Linked DNA regions of Mus musculus: all the other regions are linked to region 2. The links are chromatin loops, found by intact Hi-C in ENCODE. Cell type or tissue: left cerebral cortex. All regions are shown on one strand. Region 1 overlaps Pfkl (phosphofructokinase, liver, B-type). Region 2 has its middle 24 kb from the start of Mir6907. Region 3 overlaps Agpat3 (1-acylglycerol-3-phosphate O-acyltransferase 3).

Region 1 (8,000 bases), 380 kb after region 2:
AGAGCCTGGTGTGGGTGGTGAGTGCCTCTAATCCCAGCACTCCAGCTGTAGAGGCAGGAGGATATCTTTGAGTTAAGAGACTAGCCAGAAAAAATCTTTATTTATTTATTTATTTTTAAAGATTTATTTATTAAGCCGGGTGTGGTGGCGCACACCTTTAATCCCAGCACTCGGGCGGCAGAGGCAGGTGAATTTCTGAGTTCGGGGCCAGCCTGGTCTACAAAGTGAGTTCCAGGACAGCCTGAGCTATACAGAGAAACCCTGTCTCGAAAAACAAAACAAAACAAAAAAAGATTTATTTATTATATGTAAGTACACTGTAGCTGTCTTCAGATACCCCAGAAGAGGGCATCAGATCTCATTACGGATGGTTGTGAGCCACCATGTGGTTTCTGGGAGTTGAACTCAGGACCTTCAGAAGAGCAGTCAGTGCTCTTAACCGCTGAGCCATCTCTCCAGCCCCAGAATAATCTTTAAAGCAAAAGCTTGTTTGTTTGTTTGTTTGTTGCATTGACGTGACTCACAGCACGTCTGTCACCTATCAATGTCTCAAAGACATCAAGGAAAGCTGATTAGCTGTGCTCTCATCTGTCCAGCCTTGCGCTTCCAACTCTCCCCATTCACGCTTAATCCTAAACAATACCCCTCATAAACCTCACCATCTCACCTTTAAACCTGTATATTTCACTCTCAGCAGTGGGACTGGGAAAGCCACAAGGCCCCACATGCCCACTGTTTAAAAGAAAAAAAAAATCCCTGGAGAAGTCCACGCTGTCGCTCTCCCAAGCCTCAGAGTGTTCTGTCCTCTTTTAAATGTCTTTATAACCCCACCTGCTTCTCACAGCTCTCTCTGAAATCCCTCCCAATTTGGAAGTAAGGAAATCTTGGTGCATAGAAGTCCCTGCAGCAGAGGAAGAGGAGCAATCGCTCCCCTTCCCTTGCCATAGGGAAGCTGACACACTCAAAGCCCAGGCACCTCTCCTGTGGGTCTCTGAGCTCAAAGTACAGCCCCCATTTACGTACCCAGTCACTAAAAGACCACCTACTAGGAGATAAGGGAGGACTCATTTTCCATTTAATTTTAATTAATTAATTAATTTAACTAATTAATTAAAATTTTTTATTTTAGATTTTGTGTTTTAGCACTGGTGTCTGAAGTCTTCCGACTTGCATGGTCTTTTCCCTATCATTGCTAGAGCTCTCGAGTGGCCAGAGGAGCTACCTACAATTGGCCTGGCCTGGACTAGGAAAGCTAGCTAGTCCCCAGACTGGGGTGCCTTGTCTACCTGGGGCTCCTTAGAACCTTCTGGTTAGATTGCAGGGCTGAAGGCTGAGCTGCTTGGGTGGCTGCTGTGGCCTGAGCTGACCCTTCACTGCCCACCCTCTGGGGCCCTGCCACTTGGCACAGGGAGGAGCACGGGGAAGAGCACGGGGAAGAGCTGAGTTGGACGGCCCAGGATAAGCATGAAGGTCCTTTCTCCCTGGTGCCCCCTGAGGCTTCAAAGCATCGTGGTAGAGGCCATCCATCTTGTCATCGCCTTTGAGAAGTACCCGCATCCCATGTCCATCTTGTATAAAACCTCCCTGTAGGCAGACACTACAGTGTGGTCGAGGTTCTTGGCTGGCACCTTGCTGTCTGATGAGCAACAGCAGAGTTTTGCAAAGGAGCCAAGTTGGGTCCCCATTATGATCCAATCCAAAACCTCCAGGATGAAAGATAGGTGCTCTGTGGTCCTGTGAGGGGCAGCACCCTGGACTTGCTCTGGTGTGAAGAATTGACCACAGGTACCTGTGGCTGCCTATGAGTCCATGGGACTTGTGAGTTCTCCCTTGGGTATGAGCCTTTCCATCTAAAGCACGTTCCCATGAGATGTGTATAGTGTGACAGCCTGACTTCTGCCTTTAGTAGGCATTACAAATGTGTGTGGGTAGGGAGGGTGTCATGCTCTGCTGTTGTGTAGCAAGATACACTTATATTCCTGTAGACCACAATCAGGTCATTTCCACCGCTCACACTGAGCAGATCTCCTTTGAAGGATATCAGCCTTCCCTTGGGGTTCTGTGTCCTGGCTTTGACTCTCTGACTTGGGTACAATGACATGAGCTCAGCTTGGGGACAGTCTTTGAGTGTCTGCTTGTGCCACAGCACATACTGTGCGTTTTCCTCCATAGTAAGCAGACCTTTAGGCATGTGGAGCATGCTCAGAGTCCCAGAGTAGGATGCTGGGCCTTCGAGTGGCAGGGCTTGCCATTGGGGCCCCTTGAGCTTGCTCACTGCCAGTGAGCACAGTGCTTCTGGCCACGATGGGGTTGCTCTCTCAAATGTCGTCCTTCGCTTGCAGGGCTACGAGGGCCTTGTGGAAGGAGGCGAGAACATCAAGCCAGCCAACTGGCTCAGCGTTTCCAATATCATCCAGCTGGTGAGGCTCGAAGCCAGGTGGCTCCTTCCCACCCTGAGAGTGTGTGAGCGCGTGTGGGTGTGCACTCATGCACAGAGGCATTCCGGCACAGAGAGCTGGTGGGCCCACAGACATCCAGACATGTAGAAATGACAGATAGACACACACACACACCAAGACATAATAGTCTAGACCAGGGAGGCTGTGGGTGGAGACAGGGAAGGTTCGGTTCTGCCTGGTGGGTGGTGTGTATGTGGGATGTGTATGGGTGGATGTGTGTGGATGTGTTGAGGTCTGTGTTGTATGTGTGTGGAGGGGGGGTGTGCTTTCTAGTTCTAAGATTGTAGAAACTCCCCCAAGGCTTTGGACTCAAGGAAAAAGGCCAGGGTGTGGGAGGAGCTATACAAGATTCTAGAGGCTTCTCCCCTGTTTAATTCTGTGGGGTCCACCTCATCCAGCAATGGCATCTCTCTGATGCCTCCAGGGACATTTTGCCACCCCACCTGAAGGCTCTTGTTTCTTCCATGCAGGGTGGCACCATTATTGGCAGTGCCCGCTGTAAGGCCTTCACTACGAGGGAAGGCCGCCTGGCTGCAGCCTACAATCTGCTCCAACACGGCATCACCAACCTGTGTGTCATCGGTGGCGACGGCAGCCTCACGGGGGCCAACATCTTCCGCAACGAGTGGGGCAGCTTGCTGGAGGAGCTGGTGAAGGAAGGTGGGTCCGTGCAGAGCTGGCTCTTATCTGGCTCTGGTGGTGGCTGGAAGTTAAAGTTTGTTCCTGATGTGGTATAGTCTGCAGGTCATAAGGTCAGCATGAGGTCAAGGCTCCTGGCTTGAGGAAGCCCAGGTGGTACCCTGTGTTCCAGCATAACATGTTTCCTTCCAGCTGTGTGGTGGTCATGCTTGTAGCTGATTCTGGAGAGAGTCTGATGTGGGGCATAGACATCTATTTGCAGAGGTGTAGCTATGGGTTGGGTGACATTCGATTCGAAGTCCCAAGGTTGCTGTGGGGAAGGTGCCTCCTTTGGGGAACCTGGAGCACAGTACCCCCCATTGGTCCTCCGGAGGCTCCTGGCTGGGCTGTACGCCTTCTTATAGATGGTGGACGAGGCAGAAAAAGGTGTGGAGGTTGAAGTGGCTGGCTAGGTGGTGGTCCTCATCTGGTCTTTGCTTCTCCGACCCAGGCAAGATCTCAGAGTCCACAGCTCAGAACTACGCACACTTGACCATCGCCGGTCTGGTGGGCTCCATCGATAACGACTTCTGTGGCACTGACATGACCATTGGCACAGACTCAGCCCTGCACCGCATTATGGAGGTCATTGACGCCATCACTACCACTGCCCAAAGGTAAGTGAGGATCCATACACATTGGCTGGCTTGGGGTCACGGTAGTGAAGCTGGCTTCCTAGGGGGCTGCCACTGCAGGGGCCGTGGGTGCTGGTGGCCAACGGGCTCTGCAACTGTATCCTCAGCTGATGGCCTCTAGGCCCATCCATGCCTCCTGTTAGAGGAGATTCTGGGGGTCAGCTCCCATCCCTCTACGTGTCAGTGGAGCACTAGCTGTGAACCCCAGCAGTCAGAGGCTACCACGTTCCACGGTGGTGGTACACCTGAAGGGGGTTCTTGGCCTCCAGCCAGGGATCACCAAGTCTGGCTCAGTACCAGGCTCTCAAGCTGTCTGGTAGACTGGTGGGTGTTTCCTAGCTCAGGGCAGCCCTGGGCATGAGGAGATGGGCATTGTCTTTTTTTCACTACCCCTGTCTTCTTGGTCTAGTGTAGTAGGTTAAAATGTGTGGCTCCCAAGACCTGGCTTTGATATCTACACCCATTTTCTTCTCCACAGTCACCAGAGGACCTTTGTTTTGGAGGTGATGGGACGGCACTGCGGGTGAGGAGGTTGATCCTAGTCGGCAGGGAGAGGTGGGGCACTTGGGGCCGGATGGGGACAGTGGGGGTGGGGGTGAGCACATAGTGTCTGGCATGTACTAGTTGATCATTTAATGTTATGAATATGAGGGAGCCCTGGCAGGCAGTAGGGAGAGAGACAGGGAGGAAGTCCCTAGCAGGCTGGCTCCTCTGCTCTTCCAGGTACCTGGCGCTGGTGTCTGCCCTGGCTTCCGGGGCTGATTGGCTATTCATTCCTGAAGCGCCCCCTGAGGATGGCTGGGAGAACTTCATGTGTGAGAGGCTGGGCGAGGTGAGTGGCCACTAGGGATTTCAGCCACTCGAGAATCTCCGAGGCAATTGTCCCTGAGACCTGTCCTTCTCTTACTGGTTCACAGCATCTATCCCTTCCCTCTGGGGAACTAGGAGGGTCATAGTGCTGGCTATTGTCTGCTCTTGCCTGTGTGAGGGTCTTGGTGCTCACTGCTACACATGCCTAGGTGAGGTTCATAGGGCTGGTGACTTAGACATTCCTGTGGTCCTACCCTCTGTGGGCAGAACCAGTGGAGACGTTCAGGTCACTGTCTGGGTCCATCTCTGTGGCCAATGCAGGGAACATGGCAAATTTGTTTCTTGGAGTGCTGGCTTTAGCTCTTAGTCTCTGAGAAGTGGCTTCATAAGCTAGGGCCCAGAGCAAGAACCCTGTGAGAGATAACCATGTAATGACCCAAAGAGTAGGTGAAGGGTCTGGGGGGGGGGGGGCTAGCTACTTGTCTACTGGGCCTGTGCTCCTGTGAGGGGGGGTGGGGGTTCTAAACCAGCATATAACTGTCTAGAAGTGTCTGCCGGTGGCGTATACCAGGCCCTAACTAGGGAGTCCTGGAAGGAAGGGAAATGGTAGGAGAGGTACCTCTAAGACAGCTGGTGAACTAGCTGGTTCCTTGGTCTGTAGCAGGCTACTCGGGACACAGCTCTTGGGATGAAACTGAGGTGATTCTGACAAAAGTAGGTAAACCCTACTCTGCAGAGACCACTCAACCTGTCTGCCCAGTGACTCTGCCCTTTTTATTTCTATATTCTGGGGCACCTATGTTCTGAAGGAGAGGTAGAATCATGTGACCAGCCCCAGGGCACACCACAGGTCCCTGTCCCCAGGGAAGGTGGTACCTCCTTACACCTGTGCATCCTATCCAGGCAGTAGAGCTTCCTGGGGTCATGACCTCTTTCTAGAACCTTCTTGAGTGAAGCTTCAGGCAGGATGGAGGTGGACTAGTCCTAGCTGTCTCAGTGAGTCCTGAGCACCTTGGGTCTGCGTACCTGGTTCTGTTCTGTCTGTTTAGGACGATTGGCTTCTGTGAGCTTTCGCTTTTTTTCCTGAAGAGGCAGGCAGTTCCTGCCTTGCCCATTGCTCAAGCACCATCGAGGGATGGGAGGAGCCCTGGCTTTTACCCTCCACCTGCAACCTTGGCCTGGAAGTTGGGCTCCTTGCCAGCATCCCACTCCCCTTCCAGGAAGCCCTTTCTTTCCCTCTACTACCCCTGGGGCAATTCATAAGCTGCTTCCAGCTTCCTGAGGCAGGAGGAAGATGAGTTCTATGCCAGCCTGGGTGCCATGCAAAGTCTAGGCCAGCCTTGGCTGTGTAATGAGATTCTCGAGAGCTGCTTCCACCCTGTCCCTACGTTAGCCTTGGGGGTCATTGCTGCCTTGGAGGCTTGTGGGGCACAGCGATTCTCATGAAAGTCTGTCTGTCTGTCTGTCTGTCTGTCAAATCTCTGAGGGAGGTATCATAGGTGAGAGTGCTCCATGATGATTGGATTAGCAAGTGGGACTGTCATACTAAGAGAGCTGGTGCTGAGCCTTATGGGTCCCCTGTGCTACCTGTTGGCCTCCTACTAGTTCTTGGGTAGAGTATGTCCTGGACCCCTGGCTGATGGTTGCCATTGGCAGGGGTGTCTGGCTGGGGTCCCTCATTAAAGGATGCAGAAATAACTTGAGATGGGACCTGAGGGTCCTTGGTGAGCTAACTATAGGAATGACTATATGTGGCATGCCCCCTGCAGACACCCTATCCAGTACCTGCTCATCCCCTGCCCCCACTCCCTAGCCTATTGCTTGTTACCCGCTATGGGGACGGTAGGATCCTAGTTGGCTGGCCTCCGCTCTACTATGTACTTCGGGTCTCTTTTCCTCTCTCAGAGGTGGGGAGAAAGTTCACTTTGCTCAAGTGGGTTGCAGATACAGTTTCCTAGCCCCCAGTGAGTCTTAAAGATTTATTTATTATATGTAAGTTCACGGTAGCTGTCTTCAGACTCTCCAGAAGAGGGTGTCAGATCTCATTAAGGATGGTTGTGAGCCATCATGTAACGCTGGAGTTTGAACTCAGGACCTCTAGAAGAGCAGTCAGTGCTCCCAACCGCTGAGCCATCTCTCCAGCCCGACCCCAGTGAGTCTGGCTTGGTGGCCATGTGTATCGAGTGGTCCATAGCTGGAGAGTGAGCCCAGTGTCTCTTCTCTGATAGACTCGGAGCCGAGGCTCTCGGCTGAACATCATCATCATCGCAGAGGGTGCCATTGACCGGCATGGAAAGCCTATCTCATCCAGCTACGTGAAGGATGTGAGTATGGCAGCTTCCCGGGGCAGGGTGGGTCCCCTGACTCCAGCAGCATCTCCTGAAGATTGGTGCTGGTCCTGCCCTGGGCAAAAGTAGGCACTGGGACATTACCTGTTGTGCCGTGGCTGGCTGGGATCTCTAGAGAAGCTGAGGATCCAGGTCTGGTCCAAGGCACTGTCCCCCGTATTGTGAGCCCAGACAACCTGTTGGGTCCTGACTTTATTCAGTCTGTGTATCTGACGGGGTCCCTCAGCACCCCAGTATTAGGTCCTAGCTCTGTCAGCTCTCCAAGTGATAGAGTGCCCCTACCTCCCCCTTCCATCCCCCCATCCCCCACCCCCCATCCCCACTCCCCACTCCAGACTCAGCACTCAATAGCATGGAGCTGCCAGATGTGTGCACACCTGTAATCTCACACTAGGGAGGCTGAGGCAGAAGGAATGTGAGTTCTGTGCCAGCCTGGCATCCGTACAGATTCTAGGCCAGCCCTGGCTGCATCATTAAATTTTATCTCAAAACAAAACTAAAGGATCTGGAACATAAGTAGTGGTTAGGACTGTGAAGAGCTTTTTCTCTAGCCTCTGGTGATAATGGTGGTGGTGACAGTGGTGGTGGTGGCAACGGTGGTGGTGGCCATCCCTCAGGGAAACCCAGCCCCTACCTTTTTCTCCCCCCCCCCCCCCCGCCCCCTCAGCCAGTGATTGTGCTTCCATATCTTCTGATTCTCTGCTAGGTCTCTACCTTATTTCCTGTCCTCTCTGTAACTAGGCCTCCAGAACCACAGAGGTCCAGCGGACACTGAGCAGAAGTGCCAGAGACTACATTCAGCTTTGAATAGCCAGGGCTGCAGGCCATGAAACACAGCCGGTCCTGTATGCACAGATACATCTCTCTATGCACAAACACACGGACCTTCCATGTACACTCACACGATCACATGACCCGCACATATCACGTGAACCTCACACTTGGATAGTGTGGCTTATTTCTCAGGCTGGTTTTGGGGAACCTCTGTGTTTGTAAATCTAAGGCAACATGGGTGGACCATGGGATCTAGGCTCATAGACAACTGGACTGAAGGGACCTACAGACCCTCT
Region 2 (8,000 bases):
TGCTTGCTCCCAGGGGCCTTGTGCCAGGGAGCTCTGTCCACATTCAATTCCTAAATCCTCAGATGACCCACAGCGAGCCTGTACAGGAGAACTGAGGCTCAGCCCTGTGCTCCACGCACTGCCTGTCTGAAGGTGTCTCGCAGAATCTCAGAGCTGCACATAGATATCCCACAGTTCCTTGGGCTAGGGGGGACACATGGACACAGGAACTGTATTTAATTTTATTAGCAGTGATAATGGCCACCATTCAGAGCTGTCTTTTAGAGTTTCTTGCTAACCCTCCTTCAGCCCAGTATGCCAAGCAAAAGATACACCTGAATCACGAAGATGTCACAGGTTAAAAAAAAAAATCTCTTAATCTCTAAATGTCATTGATTTAACAGGTGAGCACACTTGCCACAAAACCAGGATTTGGGGATTCCTTGAACTTACAGAACCTACTCCTGCAAGTTGTCCTCTGACCTCTGTATGTGCACTGTGGCATGCGTGTGCACCACCACCACCACCACCACCACCCCCAGTTCACCCCACACCCACACCCTCTCAGCACATGTGTTAGTTAAATAAATAAGATTTAAATTTAAAACTTTTTTTTTGGAGGCCAGATGTGGTGGTCCACTCCTTTAGTCCCAGTGCTCAGGTGGCAGAGACAGGTAAGGTCTCTGTGAGTCTGAGACCAACCTGGCATACATAGCAAGTTCTAGACCAGCCAGAACTACATAGTGGGCCCTTGCCTAAACAAATAAACAAAAGAACAGAACTTGTAATCCCAGCAGAGGGGAAGTAGAAACAGGCAGATCCCTGGGGCTTCATAGCCAGGAAGCCCAGGCAGATTAAGAGAGAACTTCCAGGTCCTAGTAGGGTATCTAAATAAATAGATAACACACACACACACACACACACACACACACACACACACACACACACACACGTAGATCCAGGCGTGGTGGCACACACCTTTCATTCAGCACTCAAAGGTTGATGGGTGGATCTCTTGAGTTCAAGGCCAATTTGGCCTATGTAGTGAGTTCTGGGCCAGGCAGGGAGACAGCTGGATGTCTCAAAAAAGCAAAGTGAAAATCCAAAGTAAATGGATCCTAAGTAACAGCCCCAGATGTGGTGGTGGTCTTGCTCCTCCTCCCCCTCCTCCTCCTTCTCCCCCCCCCCTCTTCCTCCTCCTCCTCCTTCTCCTCCTCCTCCTCCTCCCCCCCTCCTGCTCCTCCTTCTCTTCCCTCTCTCTGTCTCTGTCTCTCTGTCTCTCTAGATTTATAACTGGTGAGCCCCAGTTAACATCAGAATATGTGAATTCCTCTCTCTACCTTAGTTTTCAGCTCAGTGAAGCAACTGGAACAAAGCATGTAGGTTGCTGTGATATATATATTTGCCTGCCTGTGTGAAGGAGTCAGAAGCCCTGGAACTGGAGTTACAGTCAATTGTGAGCCACCATGTGGTTGCTGGGAATTGAACTCAGGACCTCTGGAATAGCAGCCAAAGCTCTTAACCACTGAGCCATTGCTCCAGCCTCAAGGTTGAACTTCTATAGAGCTACAGGAAGCTCCACCCAGAGGGTTGTATGAATGTTCTACCCAGACAAAAAAAGCCCCTAGATGGCAGAGACCATACCCAAGATGCCACCCTCTTCTTTCCTGTGTCTCCTGTACCCCCCTTTGCCCTGCCACTTCTGCCTGTCTCCTGAGCTCTTCCTCTGCCCTGCCACTGGCCTGGCGTGGCCCATCCCGCAGGGCAGCTACTACATAGGAAATAATAATATATAATGTACTATGTATTATATAATATCACTATAGGGCATATATTTTTATAATTATATATTATAATATGTAATAGTAATAATATTATTATAAAGGAGATAAAAGAAAGAAAGCTCTTTTATAAAATAGCACATCTGACTATAGCTAATGCCTAAAGAGAAATTGGTCTCAAATAGATTATATATATATGACTGAGGCTTGTGCACTGTAGCTTGTGTCACTGTGGGTGTGGGCTTTAAGATCCTCATCCTAGCTGCCTGGAAGTCAGTATTCTGCTAGCAGCCTTCAGATGAAGATGTAGAACTCTCATCTCTGCCTGCACCATGCCTACCCAGATGCTGCCCTGTTTCGGCCTTGATGATAATGGACTGAACCTCTGAACCTGTAAGCCAGCCCCAATAAAATGTTGTCCTTATAAGAGTTGCCTTAGTCATGGTGTCTGTTCACAGCAGTAAAACCTTAACTAAGACAGAGGACAAAAGACCCAAAGCCAAAGACAAAATCCCAGACTTAAAGAGTCAGGACACTCAGGATATGACCCTCAGGGACACATACATGGACACCTGGAGTCTGACCCGTTAGTGACCCATGGTCCATTATACAAATGGCCATTCTTTAGGAAGACAACTTACACAGTGTAAAATTTACTACTAAGCAAGATAATGAGAGGCCCGCCTTTGTCCTCAGACAGAAACCCACACAGGAGTCCCAGAAAAGATCAAACACCTCCCTCCTCAACTGCTGTAGAAGAACGCCCACCTCATGAGCAGCCCGTCACAGTTCCCTCTCAGGGACTCGGTGCTGTTCCTTCCTGTGTCTTGGTCAAGTGTTACCTCCCACAGCAGGGCCTGTCTGACACTGTTTCCCATGGCCTTTTGGAGGCTCACAAGGGGACTTTCTCCTTGCCTCTCAGGCCTTTCTTATCCCCAGTGCCTGTGGTGTTTGAATAATCAACTCATGATATCTAAAGGTCCTGATCTAGGGCTACTGTTGCAACACAAAGGCCTCATAGCCATGACGGATACCTTTTCTTCCTTCCTTCCTTCCTTCCTTCCTTCCTTCCTTCCTTCCTTCCTTTCTTCCTTCCTTCTTTCCTTCCTTCTTTCCTTACCTTTTTCTTTTTCAAAGATTTACTTATTTATTTTATTTATATGAGTACACTGTAGCTGTCTTCCGACACCCCAGAAGAGGACATCAGATCCCATTACAAATGGTCATGAACCACCATATGGTTGCTGGGAATTGAACTCAGGACCTCTGGAAAAACAGTCAGTGCTCTAAACCACTGAGCCATCTCTCCGGTCCCCCTCAAATTTTCATCTTTATTTTATTGATCCAAATATAGATGGTTTTACTGTATGTGTGTCTGTTACCATGTGCGTGCTTGGTGTCTGCAGAGGCCAGAAAATGGTGTTGGAATCCATGGAACTGGAATTACAGATGGTTGTGAGCTACCTTGTGGGCGTTGGGAATTGAATCCAGGTCCTCTGGAAGAGCAGGCAGTACTCTTAACCACCGAGCTGTCTCTCCAGCCCCTGACTGATCCTTTTTCAGAAAACCTTGCTTCATGTTTGAGATTGACAGACCCTGGCCAGAGTTGCTTTCAGGGAATTAGAAGGCAGTAGTAGAGAAGCGGCTCACTGCACCCTGTAAGGGCAAGTGCTGCATCCTCCTGGCAATCCTCTCACTCTGGTGTGGCACGGTTGACAGCAAGCTTGTCCAGGGTGCACACATTCGTTTTATGAGAACTATCTATTAGTCCCTCTGGTCTTTTCTTCTCCTCTAAGCTTTCTGGAGAGGAAAGGAGTAGATCATGTGTGGCTGGCATTTATATCCCTGCTGGGAACATAACTAAAATGCTTTTTCTTTTCTTTTCTTTTCTTTTCTTTTCTTTTCTTTTCTTTTCTTCTTTTCTTTCCTTTTTTCAGGACATCCCTGGATTTCTGAGTTCCAGGACAGCCTGGTCTACAAAGTGAGTTCCAGGACAGCCAGAGCTATACAGAGAAACCTGGTCTCGAAAAAACATAAAAAAAAAAAAATCAAAAAGAAAAAAAGAAAAAGAATTACCATGGTCCTGGTGTCTTTTTATAGCAATAGAAATCCTAAGATACCTTTTGATCTCGGCGGGAAGACAGTTTGTCATGCGGCATGATCCCTCCACCTGGTCCTTGGCATACCTTGCTCCCAGAACCCCCTTTAGATTATCTCAACTTTACCTCAGCTCCTTCTCCTGTCCACGAACGAACAAGCCACCAAGGCCAGTGACCCCAGCATACCACTCTCTCTCCTCACCTCCTTGTGAAGCAGAATATAGTAAAAAAAAAAAAAAAAAAAAGACCAATTTCTAGATAGTGATTTATTGACTTATGTAGTGGTTTACTTAAAGCACTGCAGCTATAGCTCATTTCCAGGTGTGATTTTGAGTGATACATGGAACCAGGTGACATGAAGAAATAGATGAAACAAGGGGCCGTTGTCCTTGACAACCTGGCCGCAAATGCTTGCACCTATCAACCATCTATAACATGTACTTTTAGAAACAGAAAGCTGACTGCCACGTAGGCTGTGAAATCTTGCTCTCTTGCCTGCTCCTCTTGTGCTTTTAGAGTATAAAATGAGACCTAGCAAACTAGACCTGGAATGGGAGCTGTCCTGGCTTCTGTCCAATGGAGAGATCACTCCTCCACTTGTGTTGGTGCCTATTCCAGAGAGAGTCCTGCAACAGCTGCTTTACCCAATGCAGCCATGTGTGCTGAGAGGCTGGGGGTGTGGCTCAGTTGGTAGAGCGCTTGTCTAGCATGCATGGAGCCCTGGGTTTGAGTCCCAGCACTTCATAGAATGGAAGCAAGATGCCACACCCCTATAATGCACTTGGGAGGTGAGGCAGGAGCATGAATCACGTGGCCATATAATCAAGTCAGATGCTAATATAGGCGTCACTAGACCCTGTCTCAAAAAGAAAATAACATACTGAAGAAAAAAGAAATAAAATGTCCAACAGGAGCTGGTAATTATGTGGACATTCAGGTACAGGGTCAATCAGCCATCCCTTCCTCATGAATAAGGTGTAGTAATTGGGTCTTTGAGCTCAGTGTTGCTTGGTGGTGTAGTAATTGCCTAGACTATGTGAGGTCCTGAGTTCCAGAGCCAGAGCCAGAGATATTGATCTGGACCTGATCCTTCATAGAGAGAACCTGAAGTGCTAGTCTTGAGGTCAAAGGGCACAGAGGTCTTTAAGAAATGTAGACACTGGGGATGGAGAGATGGCTCAGTGGCTAAAAGAACTGACTGCTCTTCCAGAGGTTCTGAGTTCAGTTTCCAGCTCATGATCATGATGATAGCTCATGATCATCTGTAATGGGATCTGATGCCCTCTTCTTGTGTGTCTGAAGACGGCAGCGGTGTACTCATACAAATAAAATAAGTAAATCTTAAAAAAAAAAAAAAAGGAAACGCAGACATTGAGGTTGGGCATGGTGTCGCATGTCTTTAATCCCAGTGCTTAGGAGTCAGGAATAGGCAGATTTCTCTGAGTTCTGGGGCAGCCAGAACAACAGTGAAACAATGTCTCAAACACAATAAAACCAACCCTCCAAAAAAGAACTGCAAAGTTTGGAAAAACACCTTGGCTGCTGGAGAACAAGCTGACAAGCTCCTTGGGAGACTTCTTGGTGCCGGACTCAGAGCTTTAATACAACCTAAGATAAGTGTGCTGGTAGGCATAGCTGGGTAACTATCTGGGACTGGACTCTTCAGCAAGGAGGGGTGGGGTGGGGTGCGTGGAGCTGTTGAGTAACCTGGACTATACATTATACCTTCCTGTTCTGTAGTGGACACAATAGAATAATAGAAATGGATTTGGAAGGAAGGAAGGAAGGAAGGAAGGAAGGAAGGGAGGGAGGGAGGGAGGGAGGGAGGGAGGGAGGGAGGAAGGAAGGAAGGAAGGAAGGAAGGAAGGAAGGAAGGAAGGAAGGAAGGAAGGAAATGGGAAGGAAATGGGAAGCAGAGAGAAAAAATGAGAACCAGTTTGAGTGGAACAAAAAGACGGCATAGAAGGCAAAGATCGGCTGGTTCCAGATAGACACACTAGAAATGCAGTTGCCAGCAGTCTGGGGGCTCATAAAGCAGCCGGCCCCTTCCCAAAAGCCTGGCCCCTCTCCCTTCACTGGGCTCTCCTCTGCTGCAGCCACTGTCATAGTCAATTGTTGCTGATCAACCTTGTTGTGGGCTTCCACCATGGGTGGCCAGAGGAGCCAGGCTGTTCTGGGGGATTCTGGGTAGGGTCCCTGGTGGATAGATCACTGTTGGCACCCACAGTGGTGGTGGTCAGGTGACAGCTGAATGTCCTTCTCTTCCTCTGCATCCCCAACTCTGGTACACACATGTTCTTCAAGACATAGGGGATGAGTTGGGGGGGTCATACCCAACAAACCTAGATGTATTCTTCTGAGTGGCTGGGGACACACAGCAACCTTGGGAAGGAAAGGCCTTGGGGTGTTGCTACGCTCTCTCGTCGAGTCAAGCCGAGAGGCTTAAAAGTCACTCATGAGGCAAAAGAGTTTCAAGGAAGCTTTCCTCCTGGAGTCTAGCGTTCTCTACCCATACAGTAATTTTTCATTCCCGAGTTCCATTCCCGCGTTAGTCTAGTGTATGGATCCACGTGCTCTCTTTCAATATTTTCCTATCATAAGTGCCTTTTAAGATTGAATTCTGACATAGCTAAAGCCGTCTGCCAGTGTTCCAACAGTCCTAGTTCGTCCTTAGCAAGACCTTGGGCTTGGAATTCAGTACTGCCCCTGGTATTACACTATCTCTTTGAGTAAAAGTTAGGTCACTGCCCTTCACAGGAATCTACCATCACCAAGGAAGAAAGAAGTTTCTGACCGTAGGGGAAACCAGAATAGATGCTTAGAATTATAGCTGAGTTACACCTATTTACAAGAATTTACAATGGTTTAGGAAGCAGATTGGGCTGTGGTTTTAGAGTATTGCATTATCCATGAGATGGTTAACTAGAACGGAACTCCCTAGTTAGCACCATGACTTGGGTGTGAAAGCCCTTGCCCTAGGAGTGAAAAGTTCTCACACCTGGCGTCTAAGACTATAGCTGACCTTAGATAGGGCTGACTCTGTCTCAGTTATTTTATTGCCCAGTTCCTGCCAGTCTTTGCGTTTTCATTCCTCTGTTCTGTGTAAGAGTCATTAAGCATCCGGTTACCTCATTTGTACCTTGCGGATATGTCACCCAACTTCTTTATTGTCTTCTGCATAAAAAGTCTGATGTTCGATTTGAAAAATTACATTCAGATTCCACACAAACTCTCCTGTGTGCGTCTGTCTGTCATTCATCCACGCTTTGCCCACCCGCGTCGAGAAACCCCGTTCCACGCAGACACAGGGACCCAGAGGGTCTGCGGCAGGGTGTGGACAGCCCCTGTCCTTTATCCTATAAATGGTGCTTTTTGATTGTTTGTTTGACTTTTTTTTTTAACGTATTTTTTAAATTAGGTATTTTCCTCATTTACATTTCCCAATACTATCCCAAAAGTCCCCCATACCCACCCCCCACTCCTCTACCCACCCACTCCCCCTTTTTGGCCCTGGCGTTCCCCTGTACTGGGACATATAAAGTTTGCAAGTCCAATGGGCCTCTCTTTCCAGTGATGGCCAACTAGACCATCTTTTGATACATATGCAGCTAGAGTTGTTTGACTTTTATTCTTGTTTTGTTCTGTTATTTTGACACAGAGTCTTACTATGTAGACCAGGATCTCTTCAAGCTCACACATCCACCAGACTCTGCCTCCTGAGTGCTGGGATCAAAGGCATGCCACTATGCTCACCTAAGCCTTCTTTATTATTGTTTTTTTTCAAGGTTTTTTTTGTTTTTGTTTTTTGTTTTTGTTTTTGTTTTTGTTTTTGTTTTTTTTTTTTTGGTTTTTCGAGACAGGGTTTCTCTGTATAGCCCTGGCTGTCCTGGAACTCACTTTGTAGACCAGGGGCTGGCCTCGAACTCAGAAATCCGCCTGCCTCTGCCTCCCGAGTGCTGGGATTAAATGCGTGCGCCACCACGCCCGGCTTTATTATTGTTTTTATATCCAAGTATCATAGAGACTCTTATTTAATTTTAAAATTTATATTGGTAAGTATCTAAAAAACATTAGTTTTTAAAAAAGATGTATTTATTTATTTATTTTATGTATGTGAATACACTGTCACTGTCTTCAGACA
Region 3 (8,000 bases), 85 kb after region 2:
ATACCAGGCTACCCCCTGCTGTGAGTTTCTGGTTGGTTCTCTTGTCTCTTCTACCCATCTCACAGTGTGAGTCCTGCGATGGCACATGTGTTTTTTATATGAGATTCAGGGCTCAAACTCAGGTGTTTAGGTTTGCATGGCAAGTATCCATTGAGCCATCTCCCAGTCCTAATAACTCCTTGTCCTTGTAGACTTCCCCACTGTCAAGGGGTAGCTATCTAGCAAGAGAAACCCTTGGCCAATGGGAGAACATATAGATATTTGGATAAAATCTAACCACAGAGCTTTAAGTGACTGTATCAGTAAATAAATAAATAAAAATAAAAAATACTTGTTCTATAAGCCAGATTTTCTATAAATGTTACCAAGACCAACATTCAAGGAAGCCCAGGGGCTGAGAGGCACAGTGGGTTAAAGCTTTCCAAAGCCACTGTGAAAGAGGAGCCAAGCCTAAGCTCTGTGTGTGATGAAGCACATTAGTGTCATCTGTCAACTTTAAGTTGCCGCTGGAAGCCAGGCAGTGGTGGCGCACGCCTTCAATCCCAGCATTTGGGAGGCAGAGGCAGGCGGATCTCTGAGTTTGAGGCCAGCCTGGTCTACAGAGCCAATTCAGGACAGCCAGGACTACACAGAGAAACCCTGTCTCAAAAAACCCAAGGTGTGGGGAATAAGGTGGAGGAAGTAACAGGCCAGCAAGTTTTAAATGACTTTTTTTTTTTCTTTTGTTGTTGTTGGTTGTTCTCCTCCTCCTCCTCCTTCTTCTTCTTTTAAGTTGTATCTTATGTTTGTCCAAGAGAAGGGCCTTGAACATACTGTTTTATAAAGGCTAATCGCTGTCAAAAACCATCTTAAAGCTGGGTAGTGATGGCACAAGTCTTTAATCCTAGCACTCAGGAGGCAGAGGCAAATGGATCTCTGTCCATTTAATGGACTCTATCAGTTTAAGGCCAGCCTGGTCTACCAAGCAAGTTCCAAGACAGCCAGAGCTACACAGAGAAACCCTCTCTCTAAAAACAACAACAAAAGCCATTCTAAATACACATGTCATATATGAGGTATGCTAAGAATAATAAGTTTAGCACAATTATAAAAATGTAAAATGAGCTGGGTGTGGTAACACACACATTTAATCCCAGCATTTGGGAGGCAGAGGCAGGCAGATCTCTGTGAGTTTGAGGTCAGCCTGGCCTACATAGTGAGTTCCAGGACTGTCAGAGCTACAGAGTGAGACTGTTATAAAACAAACAAACAGGCTGGGCGTGGTGGCGCATGCCTTTAATCCCAGCACTCGGGAGGCAGAGGCAGGTGGATTTCTGAGTTCGAGGCCAGCCTGGTCTACAGAGTGAGTTCCAGGACAGCCAGGGCTACACAGAGAAACCCTGTCTCGAAAAACCAACCAGCCAACCAACCAAACAAACAAGAAAATAAAAGTAAAGTGAAGCGACTGCAGATTTTGCCAGTTACTTTGAAGAACTTTAGGGATGGTTGGGTTTTGCTCTAAATAAAGCCACACAGGCAAATAATCATCCCTGCACCTGCAGCATAGAGTGAGCTCCTGAGAGAAACAGAGTAGCAAGCTGGCGTCTCTACATCTTCAGCCATGAGAAGGACCTGAACCAAAGGAATAAGACTGAGATGAAGCCTGGAGGGGAGAACTACTGTAAGGCTACTCAGCCAGATGGAGCCTTACATGTGAAATGCTAGTGGAGAAACGTTTCCTCTCTTCTCTTGACTTTGTACTAAATCTAATAACTAGATCAGAATAAGCCAGCGGCCCAGCCAGCCAGCCTAGGGAGCTCTCCACTCCAGAAAGCTCATCAGCATGAACAAGGAAGCCTCCTGGGCAGCCCAGCAGGACTCGGGCTAGAACCCTGCTCTGATCCATCTTACTCCTCCAGTGACTGTGAAGCATCCTCAGGCCCCACATTTAGGTGCCCAGAACTGCCCATGAGCAACACAACTTGTAACTCAAGGAAATAAGAGTTTATTCTGGAGCCAAATACCAGTGACCAAAGCCCAGGCACACAGATTCAGGGTACCCCCAAATACCCCACCATATCGCAGTGTAGTAACAGCTATATGAAATTTTTATAACAGAACAAAGAAGTCATACATTAAGGTAGTATCAAAATACCTTGGTGGAAACATCTGGTAGGTTGTTAAGCAAAATGGGGAAGCCTCTGACGTAGGCTTCAGATGCTGTCAGATGGCATTCGTAACCCTCAATTGGTGGGAATTAGGGGACTCAGTACATTCCAAAAGGATTGGCCTCAATCATAAAAATATTACATCAAACACAGAGGTGGGCTATGAATATCTCTTAAGAGGGCTGAAGATAGCTCAGGATGATTTAGTTCTGCACCTGTAAGATTCCGTCTCTCTACAGTCACAGAAATGTAAGAAATAATGAAACAGCTTTGATGTATCGGGCTGCCTTGTGAGTCATTGGTGTGGCTCATCTTCTTTTTTTCTTGGGAATGCTGGTTCACAGAAATTTCTGTCTGTGTGTGGGGGTGGGTGACATGCCACACACAGAGTCTTGCTGGGGAAGTGCTGGCTTCAGTAGAAAGAGCAGTTGTATCTAGAGACAAACCACCGGGACGACAAAAGTTGGTGTTAGTTGCTATTCCTGGACACATGAGGTCTGGTTCACCATGCCAGGTATATGCAGTCTGTGTAGCTCAGAGATCCACTAGGAAGTTCTCCAGGCTGGGGGTAGAGATCAGTCAGAGGCAGCATCTTTGCAGAAACCATTCAAGGTCCTGGATTCCTTCCCCAGCACCACAAAGAAAAAACAAAACGTGCACAGTGACAAAGTCCCATCCTCTTCTCCACCGATGGTGCGTTGAGCTGTGGGCTTCAATATTGTCTTTCTATTTTCTTCTTCATTTACTTTTGTCTTTGAGACAGGGTCTCTCTACATAGCCCTGGCTGTTCTGGAACTCACTACATAGACCAGGCTGCCCTTGACCTCACAGAGACCCACCTGCTTCTGCCTTCCAAGTGCTGGAATTAAAAGTGAACACCACTACACCCAACTGTCTTTCAGCTTTTTCATATTTCATAATTGTAGAAATAACTACTTCGTGCCCAAAAAAATATGAAAAGCAAAACAGTGCCCCAAACCCTATTGCTCTGAAGCCAGGGTTACCTTAAGAATGGATAATTAATGTCTTCCAGGGGAGGGGACACCTGTGCCTTATAATGTAGTCACTTGGTGTACAAAAGTCTTTCTCAGACAACCAGTGCGGAGTCTGCAGCTATGGTTTGGCAGCTGCATGTCCCAGGAGATGGTGTATTATAGCTACAGTGGCTGACCTGTCATGGGACACTGTGACTGTGCCTTCAACACTCGGTCCCAGTCCCCAGAGGTCTTCATTGTGCCTTTCTTGGGCCAAGTTCCTGCCTGTGGTGACCCCCGTCTCTGTTGTCACTCCACTTCATTCTCCGGGTGATGGCAAAAGTGAGTGTATCCCTTTTCATAAAATCAAATCTTTAAAAGGGAAATTATTTAGACTCCAGGGGTATGTGAGGTAGGTGTTTTCAGAATTAGGTTTGTAAATGTTCTGGTAGCTCCAGGAGACTTGTGGGTTGTTATTGTTCCACTGTGACCTGGAGGGCCAGGTGGCTTGGCTGCAGGCTACAGTGTTGAGCCTGAGTTGCATGCTGGACCCAGAGTTGAGGAAAACCTGAGTCAGTCAGCCCCTTAGCCCCAGGGCTAAGGAACCAGGCCTTGGTGGTTCCTCACAGGGAAGGCTATGAGCCCCTGTGTGGACCTGTCTACTGCATGCCGGGGGAGTGGTGGACTGTGAGTCTGAGTGTTAAGACACTTTCTTGAAGCTGGTCTGCCATCCTGCCTTCCTGGAAGCTCTCAGCCATGTTGTGTGACATCCGGAGGCCCCAGCTCTAGGTGTTTCTACGTATTCAGTATGACAACTGGAAAATATCCCCCCCCACACACACACACACCTGCAGGGCTAGCACCAGCTAAACTTGGGGTACAGTGGTGAGAAAGTACCTCCACCTCCTCGGGAAGAACCAGTTGTTAGCCCAGGCACACCCCAGTCTCCAGCCTTGTCTCTGAGTGGCCAGCATGGAGGGTCATTTCATCTTCTGGACTGTAGTTCTTGCTTAGCTTTCATCTCTGGCTCCTCCTCATCAGACACAGCCTAGGGGCCCCTCTCCTTCTCTGTGTTGTTTTGCCTTGCTGCGTGTATTCACCACCTCCATCAGCGGATACTGGGTCATTCCATTATTGCTCTGTAATTCCAGACTGGGCCTGTGGCCCTTAATCCACAGAGGAAGGGACTGTTGTCTCTCTGCCCAGTATAGAGAGGCAGGTTAGGCTGCAGAGGGCTAAGGGAAGGGACCATGGGGAAAGACCCTATACTGCGGCTTGGTGTGAGGTGGTATGACCCGGCTGCAGCTGCTTCCTGTACTTGGTGAACTCAGGCAGAGTTCCCAGGTCAGAAGACTGAGCCGTACTTATAGTGTGCCCTGAGAGCACAGCCTTCCTGTGAGCCCCGAGTGTGACATCGTCCCCACCCACCAGCTTCCTGTGGTAAGGGAGTATAGCATTGCTTGAGGCCGGGCCCTGCGGAGCAGTGGGTGTAAGACTGCTGAGAGTGTGGGTAATCTGGCCTGGGCACCTTGGCAGCTGGGAGCTTGCTTTTCTGCACGCTGCTTTCCTGCCCCCTCCACAAGCCCTGCCGCTCTCATGTGCCAAGTGTGAACATGAGCTGGCCACACAGCCAGCCCTGACGTTTCACCCACTTGGCAGAATGGCTATTTTTGTACTCTGGGACATAGCTGAGTGTTCACTACACTATCCCCACTCCTGCCAGCTGAGTTCTGTTGCCCTGCTGTGGGAGGAGGCTACAGACTCCCCCAGCCAGGACCCCAACCAACTGGAATCCAGAGCCCAGGGAGAGAAGGAAAGCAGAAGAGTGGGTAAGGAGCCGGGGCACCCTGGCAGGAGCCTGCTGGGGCTGGGAGGGCAGAGGGAAGCCCGATGGAGGGCCTGCTTCCTGCCGGAACGGAAACGCAGGGACAGGCTCAGAGTGGCTTTAAGGGCACTGACCCTGCTGACCTAGATTCCCTGGTCACTGAGCAGAAAGAGCCTTGTATCTCCAGATATAGAAAGCCAGGCTCATCCCTCAACTACAAGAAGGTTGTATAGGTTCCCCAACAACTAGCCAAGCCGGGTGGCCTGATGGGCCACCTTGATCTTGGAGTGGGATGGGGGGGGGGGCGGTGGAGTGACTAGGATAAGTTATAGACCAAAACTTGAATTTGGTGTCAAGTTCGGGGACAGCAGGGAAAAGGACACACATAAGAAGGTAACAGTTTCAGGGCGTGGGGAGAGGAGAATTTAGGTATGAATTTACATATTTTTCTCACGGATGACCTCTTCAGAATAGGCCTCCTTCCTGAAGGGTCTACCTACTTCTATGGAGATCTGAGCCAACCCCTCCCAGGGGGTCGCAGGGCAGAAGGCCTGTTCCTTATCCCACTTAGCCCATGTAGCTCCAACCCCTGTGGCATACACGAGGAGGGGTGTGGTCAAGGTGGCAGGCTCTGGGAGTGGTCACTGCAGCAATACAGGTCCCAGGAAGGGGTGAAGGGCACCGACTAGAAGTAGAGAGCAGCCCAAGGTCAAGCTGGGTCTGTGAGTATTAGATGGCCTTAGGCTACTGCATATGCCTGTGGCAATTGCAGTGGTTGCCACAGAGAAGCATGACCTTGCTGCTTGTTAAGGGTGGCCTCTGTTACTCCTCATATCTTATTCTTATGTACCACTGGCTGGATTAGTATTTTAGAACCTTTTTAAAACACACCTACTGAGATTTTCTGAGTTTCTTTTCAGACATGGAAATCAAGTATTTGACTGCTGAGAGGATGACCCCAGTGCATGGGAGAAAGTGGGCCCCTTTCTAGCCCTTCCATGGTTACCCTGCAGGCCTGACTTCTCGGTAGCTGCAGGTCCCAGGTGGTAGCACCCCACTGCCGTGTGCCCTGTGGAGGCTGAGGTGGTCGTTCTGAGACCTACTTAGTTTGAATCCCCACCTTCCTGAAAATCTAGTTTACAAGCATGAAATGTGGTGCCAGTTTAGTGCAAATGTTTCAGTGCCCTTGTGCTTGATCAAGGTCTGTTAAAGGCCTTCAGAGTGCCTGCACCTCTGGGATTGCACAAGATAGCCACTCTCAGGAGGACTCTTCAGTGGCCCTGTGGCACCGAGGGAGCCTGGGGCAGGGCCGGAACCCCTTGGAGAAAAGAGCCCCACTCCACCCAGCTGGGCTGCTCCAGACCCACCTTCGGCCCCACCTAGCCCCTTGGCAGACAGTATGTCTCTTCTGATTCTTCTGGTTGGTGGTCACAGGACCTCAGGCTTCTGAGAGGATGAAGACAGGCTGCACATTACAGGTGCCTGGGCTTTGTCCTGAGGGAAGGAGCAATGAGCTCCCCCGACCCCTCAACTCCGCCCATCCCCCCCTACCCCCACCCAGGAAAAGCTAGAATCCAACTCCACCAACTGTTTTTTTTTTAAAAGATGTATTTACTTTATGTGTATGAAAACACTGTTGTGAGCCTTCATGTGGTTGTTGAGAATTGAATTTAGGACCTCTGCTTGCTCCGGTCAGCCCCATTTGCTCCAGTTGACCCCACTCACTCTGGTCAACTCCACTCACTCAGTCCCTGCTCGCTCTGGCCCAAAGATTTATTTATTATTATAGATAAGTAGACTGTAGCTATCTTCAGATGCACCAGAAGAGGGAGTCAGATCTTTTTACAGATAGTTGTGATCTACTATGTGATTGCTGGGATTTGAACTCAGGACCTTCAGAAGAGCAATCAGTGCTCTTACCTGCTGAGCCATCTCTCCAGCCTTCCACCAGCTTCTTAACTGTGAGTGGCAGTGTGTGTACAAGAGTGCATGACCAAGAATGTCCACTGTGATGCAAGAGCTCTAGGAGCAATCGTCATTGTGGGCATGTGTGTGAGATGGCCGATACATCATGTGTGTACGTATGTGCATACTCATTGTGTGGCTGTTCATGAATGTGTTAGACATGAGCATACATATGTATATGCATGTATATGGCTATACCTTTGTGCATTAGGCATATATGTGTCCTGCTCATTTGTATACTATTAATATGTGTGTGTGTGTGTGTGTGTGTGTGTGTGTGTGCACGCACATGGGTGTGTATAAGTGCAAAACATGCATGTGTGGGAGCCTTGGCCCAGGGTGGTGTCCTGGGGTAAGAGACACAGCCATGCCTGTGAGCTGGGTCCTGTCACAGGCCCATTGTGGGGTCATCAGGCCTGGGAGCTTTGTGCCTCCCTCTGCTTCCCTCCCCACCATCGCCACTGCTCAGGCTGGGGCAGTCACAGAAACACCCTGGAGGCCGTAAAGATTCAGGAGCTGGGGACTTGGGGTAAGTGAGGGGCCTGGAGTTTTTCATTTGCTCTTGTGCTTGGTGGCACTGAGGCCTGATCAGTGGAGTTGCATCTGCTACCCCTACTGTCTACTTCCCTGCCAAGGCTCACTGACTCCCTGTTCTTCCTCATTCTTTAGAAACAGCCTAGGGGCCATTAGGACTCAGCTGCAACCATCCATCTCATACTAAAAGCACCCAAGGTGGGGGCATCTCTTCCCTCTGGTCCCTTGACTCCTAGAAGGGGGAGGGTCTCCAGGCCTTGCTGGTACTCACATAAATGGCTTCATAGTTCCTGTGCAGTAGCCAAGGGGACCAAAATGGACTACTGTGTCTTGAATGTGCCTTTCTAGATCAGAGGGGAAGAAGAGCTTCCCTTCCCTGGGACAGCAAAAAACTTGCCTGGTGTCTCTGTCTCTGTCTGTCTCTCTCTCTCTCTCCCCCACCTCCCCTCCCCTTCCTTTTCCCTCTTTTTCTCTCCCTCTTCCTTTCTCCCTCCCTCTCTCCCTCTTCCTCCCTCCCTCCCTCCCTCTCTCCCCCACCTTCTCCCACTAGCTAGA

What was found. Hi-C counts contacts between places; a loop is a spot of excess contacts. Peaks named below come from ENCODE experiments on the same cell type or tissue, not always from the same donor. Only the 100,000 strongest peaks of a DNase experiment are listed, where the experiment ranks them.
Region 1: it touches region 2 in a loop (5-fold over the local background); 3 of 42 quality-filtered maps call a loop at or near these places.
Region 3: it touches region 2 in a loop (2.6-fold over the local background); 15 of 42 quality-filtered maps call a loop at or near these places.

What each region holds. Positions count from the first base shown.
Region 1 is chr10:77,996,430-78,004,429 of GRCm38, reverse strand. It overlaps Pfkl (phosphofructokinase, liver, B-type), which reads left to right. Exons shown (of 22, transcript NM_008826.5): 3 at 2,343-2,420; 4 at 2,930-3,119; 5 at 3,589-3,754; 6 at 4,251-4,295; 7 at 4,496-4,604; 8 at 6,811-6,906. Among named protein-coding and RNA genes, the nearest start is that of Pfkl, 9.4 kb to the left of the region's middle. In left cerebral cortex, a CTCF peak has its summit at 4,586; DNase peaks (open chromatin) are centred at 1,936 and 2,481; H3K27ac peaks cover 3,025 bases.
Region 2 is chr10:78,380,249-78,388,248 of GRCm38, reverse strand. No RefSeq gene overlaps it. Among named protein-coding and RNA genes, the nearest start is that of Mir6907, 24 kb to the left of the region's middle. In left cerebral cortex, no CTCF peak of the experiment used is centred here; DNase peaks (open chromatin) are centred at 1,408, 2,519, 3,266 and 4,448; H3K27ac peaks cover 1,025 bases.
Region 3 is chr10:78,294,775-78,302,774 of GRCm38, reverse strand. The region is part of intron 2 of Agpat3 (1-acylglycerol-3-phosphate O-acyltransferase 3); the gene reads left to right. Among named protein-coding and RNA genes, the nearest start is that of Gm30122, 35 kb to the right of the region's middle. In left cerebral cortex, no CTCF peak of the experiment used is centred here; DNase peaks (open chromatin) are centred at 2,489 and 4,698; H3K27ac peaks cover 2,318 bases.